Regions from separate parts of the Homo sapiens genome. Here region 1 is linked to region 2. A link is a loop called in an ENCODE intact Hi-C map of the cell type or tissue named here. Cell type or tissue: mammary epithelial cell. All regions are shown on one strand. Links, peaks and the distances in the headings refer to the core of each region. The heading gives the core; the rest is flanking DNA.

Region 1 (2,812 bases), core at 230-2,729, 230 kb after region 2:
GAATGAGATCATGTTCTTTGCAGGGACATGGATGAAGCTAGAAGCCATCATCCTCAGCAAACTAACACAGGAACAGAAAACCAAACACTGCATGTTCTCATTCATAACTGGGAGTTGAACAATGAGAACACATGGACACAGGGGAGGGGAACAACATATACCAGAGCCAGTCAGGGGTGGGGGGCAAGGGGAGGGAGAGTATTAGGACAAATAACTAATGCACGCAGGGCTTAAAACCGAGATGACGGGTTGATAGGTGCAGTACACCACCATGGCACATGTATACCTATGTAACAAACCTACATGTTCTGTACTTGTATCCCAGAACTTAAAGTAAAATAAAATAAAATGGTAGCTGTCATTATTAATAATAATTGCTAAGATTTACTGAGCACTGCTTATGTTCCAGGAACATGTTGACTCATTGCATTTGCTCAATAGTCCTATGAGGTAATTTCTGTTATTATCCCCACTTTATAGAAGAACAAACTGAAGCACAGAAAAGTTATGCTATATGCCCAAGGTTAGAGAGCTGATAAGATGCAGATCTGGTATTCAAACCTAGGCAGCCTGATGTCAAAGTCCTCCCTTTTAATTACCTATGTATGATGATCATGATGAGGATGATGATAATGAAGAGGAAAAGGAGAAAGAGGGAGAAGAGACGGAAGAAGAAGGAGGAAGAAGTGGAAGACAAAAATAAACCTCCTTTATACCAATAACCTATGATATGTCCAGGTGTCAAAAGTTAAGCTGACCAATCAGATTCCCTCTCTATAAACTGCGACTTAAAGAAATAGCAGGAGAGTAAAATCTTTAGCAGTGGGAGTGGACCTGAAAAGATGCAGAAAGACTGGAAAGTAAAGCCCAACCCTTGACACAGTGCTGTGAGGAAGCCCAGCCACCTGGAGGGTCATGTATAGGCATTCCATCTTACAGCCTCAGCTGAGGCCAGCATCACCTGCCAGAGGGCAACAAATAAGCCTTTGAGATAAATCGAGCTGCAGCCACCACCTGACTGCAATCATTGGAGAGACCCAAAGCCAAGAACCGCTCAGCTGAGCCCAGAACTATGGGAAACATAATTTACAACAATAATAAATGGCTGTTGCAATAATAAAGGGATTGCTGTGTTTAAGTTTGGAGGCAGTTTGTTACACATCAATATACACCACAACACATGGGCTCTGTAAGGTGTCACAGCTGACCCAGGACTGGAAGCTGGCTCTCATGTAAAGGTGTGAGAGATTAGATCATTTCTAATCAGTCACAGTGTAAGTAAGCCCTGCCTTGCCTGCCCTGACTCACTCTAGGTTTCACATCTTGAACTGTTCTTGCTCCTAAATTTTTAGCTTCTGACCTCATGAATCCTTTTTCCATCTCTGTCCCCTCCTCTCTTCATCCTGGATGCTAGGCTTAGGTGTGCAGTCCTGTTTTTGCTGCCTTAGCAGAGAAAACCCTGGGTTTTCCTGAGACCATGATCCACATGCTCCCTCTGGTGCTCACTGTCCTGCATGGCCATGATTTCCCACCCAGACCTCTAGGACCAACGCTGAAGATGTAATTTCCATCCCAACTCCTTGTCCAGCATCTGGGCTCAGCTTTGGCTTTCTCTGACCTAGGATCAGGAAGTGAACGTTGGTTCCAAATGTAGGGTCTTGGAGAACAACAAATATCCCACCAGAAGGGCAGGTTCTGGAGCTCTAGGTCTATCTTCCCAGATTGGAGATGGAGGGGTTGGCAGGGGTTTTTGGTCTTTGGGCCCAAATGTGGAAATCAGGGAGAGGCAGAGGGTGCTAGTGATTAGCATCGGGCATGGGAGAGCAATGTCATTTCTACTTTGCATGGCCAGGCAGATGTCTCTCAAGATAATAGTGGCTAATCAGCTTGTCCATTTGTAATAGTCATAGTTTCACAAATCAGAACATAATCATGCAGCAATAATAAGGTGCCATTCATTAGCCTTTCCAGTGTAACCAAGAATGGTTACAGTGGCAATTGGTAATAATAGCAAAAAGCTGTGTCAGTCTGGGACAGGTAGGAGACAGAAACCACACCAGTTATTTTAACACAGAAAATTTAATATAAAGAATTGCTAACTAGGTATAAAGTTGTTAACTGGGTGACTGAAAGGTTATAAAAAGAACTTTAAGGTAGGAATTGCAGCAAGCATCTGCCATCTCCAGGGCTGAGGGAACAAAGAAAAGAGGCAGAAACTATCAAACTTTAAAACTTACAGGAGGAATTCCCTGGAGTTTAAATTCAGCTATCTGAGAAAGGAACTCAGCTCAGCTGGGGCTGGTGTCTCTGAGCTCAGGAAAGGGCCAGGTAGGTAAGGCAGGGACCCACACTTCAGGGGAGGAGGGACTGGCATCTGAAGCTGATGTCTCTGAGCTCCTGGAAGGGGCCCCAGGAGTCTGGAACCTGGATCCTGGAGAAGTCTGGTGCTTCATGAAGGAATTGCTGCCTGTTGTGAAGAAACATTGCTGGGAGATGCTCATAGGAACAGGAAGCCCACAGGGAAACAAGAAGAAGGAGCAAGCCCCTTTTCTCTCCTCTAGACTTGTAGTCTAACTCCATGCTGTATATTGGCAAAGCCTAACAAACTCTAACAGGGAGCAGCTGGTAACACCAAAAGGTGCTTTGCAGGGACCCAGCTCCAGCATCACAGAGCAGGTATCATTTATATTACCAAATACAAAAATCACAGGTTGATCTGACTACAAACATTATACTTATAATGCACCCCCTCCACTCTGCCTCTACATGCAATCGATTTACTTTTTCAAAGCCATAAAAACAATGTTCTAGC
Region 2 (2,812 bases), core at 78-2,577:
TGGAGGGCTTTGAGTGCACAGGGGAAGGGGGAGCTTTCCTTCTCCCTCAGCCTAGGGATTGGTGTCTCAAGGAGACCACTCAAGAGCTTGGAGATGACGAAGGTGCCAGGCACCCACCTCACACCTGAGCAATCTTGAAAGCAAGAGGCTGATGAAGCAAAGAGAACTTGGTGTGAAGGAGCTTGTGCTATAAGTCCCATCAGCCAAATGTGGACCCATGAGGCAGCCAGACTGGACTGTCCTGGGTCTTGCTCTGGAAGGACAGAGGGACCTTAGTGCAAGATAGACCTTGGGTTGCAGGACTGAGGGAGGAGTTACAAGCAGCCAGCTAGAGAATCTATTGGCTTCCTCAAGGGAAGTGAACCAAGATCTGAAGAACCAACAAGTGCACCCTAGAGGGAAGCCCAGAGCATCTGCACCGGCCACAGGAAACCAGCAGGCCCTTCCCCATGTCCCCTGCGACCCTGCCCCTGAGAGAGGGAAGAAGCTGTACTTCTAAATGAAGTTCAAAATCTTGACTATGACCTGGGAATGGCCTTTTTAAAAAAAATTACTTTTAAATAGGTAATATATTTACATGGTGCCAAAAAATGTCTTAGATACCTCCCTTCTTATCCATGCCATTTGCCCAATTTCCCCTCCCTCCCTCCCTCCCCACTATAAGTTTCTTAGTTGTCCTTGCAGAGTTCCTAAATACAAGCCGATACTCTCTGTCTATTCTGAGGCATCCATTGTTTCCCATATTTTAGCAACTCTGAAATCAGAATGCATCATACAAGAAGGCAGTCCTGGTGTCACCTAATACCTTAACATATTTATTTTGTCTATATGTTTCCTTTTTATTTGTGCCCAAAGTTGATATGATATAAATTCATGTCTAAATAAGTCTAAATGAGTTCTCAAATATAAAATTCTAAGCATTGTGCCAATTTAATCAGCAATGGTCTTTCTTAGTGGCATATAAATTAATGGTGGCTTTGTCACTCCTGGCATCTTAGATCCAATAGATCTGCAGCGATTCTTATTCACAAGTGTGTCAGCCTGCCCACCACTATCTACATCTTTTTCCATTTAACAGTAGATTTTGGAGGTCATTTGTTGTGAAGGACATGTGGGTGTCTCCTGGGTTTTGCTGTTACAAACAGTACTACAGTGGCAAAGCTTGTATATGCAAATGTGTAAAGAGTAAATTCCCAGATGTGTAAGTGCTATTTACTCTTGCACCCGCAGTGGACTTGAGAGCCTGTTTTCCCACAGATTCGCCAGCAGGGTGCGCTGTGAGCATTTGCCTGTCAGGTAAGTGAGCAGTGGATTCACAGTGTGGTTTTGTTTGCATTAATACCAGTTGTTGTTGTTGTTGTTTTGTTGTTGTTGTTGTTGTTGTTTGAGACAGAGTCTCACTCTGTTGCACAGGCTGGAGGGCAGTGGTGCGATCTTGGCTCACTGCAACCTCTGCCTCCTGGACTCAAGAGATTCTTCTGCCTCAGCCTCCCAAGTAGCTAAGATTACAAGCACGCACCACCACGCCCAGCTAATTTTTGTATTTTTAATAGAGAGGGGGTTTCACCATGTTGGCCAGCCTGGTCTCAAAGTCCTGACCTCAGGTAGTCCACCCGCCTCAGCCCCCCAAAGTGCTGAAATTACAGGCATGAGCAACCGCGCCCAGCCCATGAATACTATTTATTGAGTATTTTTCTGTACCACATTATTAACTACATATTTCTCATGAATCATCCCATTTAATCCTCAGGCAAGCCCTATAAGACAGGTACCATTTTTAATTCTATTTTAGATATGAGGGTGAGAGAGGTTAAGCAACATGCCTATTCCACCTAGCCAGCATGTGCAAGTCCACAATTTTATGATAAATTTACCTTAGTTTTTTCTTTTTTTTTTTTTTTTTTTTTTGAGACGGAGTCTTATTCTGTCACCCAGGCTGGAGTGCAGTGTCATGATCTCAGCTCACTGCAACCTCCATCTCCCAGGTTCAGGCAGTTCTCCAGCCTCAGCCTCCTGAGTAGTTGGGATTACAGGCATGTGCCACCACACCCAGCTGATTTTTGTATTTTTTAGTAGAGATGGGGTTTTGCCATGTTGCCCAAGCTAGTCTCAAACTCCCGACCTCAGGTGATCCGCCCACCTCGGCCTCCCAGAGTGCCGGGATTACAGGTGTGAGCCACCGTGCCTGGCGATAAATTTGACCTTAGTATGTTTATTTCGGAGCTTGTACTCTTAATCACTCTGCATATTGCCTCCCTTAACATTTACTTGTGCATAAAGTGTTGAATAATATCCAACTTAGGCTTGAATGTTGAATGTTTCCAGCTTAGGGTTTCCTGGAATGATGAATACTAGCATCTTATTCATAATGATCTGATCATAACATCTATGCAAATTTTAGTTATTCCTACTTCAGGATGGTATTCAAAGTCTTCATCGTATGTGGCCAATCTTTGATGAGTTGGTAAAATCTATATAATATAACCTGTTCATTTTTCAGGTATGTGAGCACATAATTATGTTTCTTTAGGATACTGCTTGCTATGGTTGCGGATTTTCTAACTTGCTTTCTCTGTTTTTTTTAGAACATTTTTGTGGGTATGAGAAATTGATGAATATTGTTATTCATGTTCTCAAAGAAAAAATATGCTGATTGGATCACCTCTTCTTTCCTTCCTTCCTTCCAATTGCACCAACTTCCCTGATGGGCATGGCTCCCTTCACTGTCGGGTTGGATTCTCATTACTGTCTTTTGGAGATGCCTGGGATGCACTGCATTGTACAGACAACTGCCTTCATCTTTGGAATGAGT

What was found. A loop is a pair of places that touch in the nucleus more often than their neighbours do. Peaks named below come from ENCODE experiments on the same cell type or tissue, not always from the same donor. Only the 100,000 strongest peaks of a DNase experiment are listed, where the experiment ranks them.
Region 1: a loop joins it to region 2, with 4 times the contacts of the local background. A loop is called at or near these places in 10 of 110 quality-filtered maps.

Annotation. Positions count from the first base shown.
Region 1 is chr20:1,208,328-1,211,139 of GRCh38, reverse strand. C20orf202 (chromosome 20 open reading frame 202) reads right to left here. Exons shown (of 2, transcript NM_001394958.1): 2 at 2,064-2,812. Among named protein-coding and RNA genes, the nearest start is that of C20orf202, 6.3 kb to the right of the region's middle. In mammary epithelial cell, for the core only: a CTCF peak has its summit at 1,502 (motif pointing left); no DNase peak of the experiment used is centred there; H3K27me3 peaks cover 341 bases.
Region 2 is chr20:1,435,936-1,438,747 of GRCh38, reverse strand. No RefSeq gene overlaps it. Among named protein-coding and RNA genes, the nearest start is that of NSFL1C, 30 kb to the left of the region's middle. In mammary epithelial cell, for the core only: a CTCF peak has its summit at 1,265 (motif pointing right); a DNase peak (open chromatin) is centred at 1,267.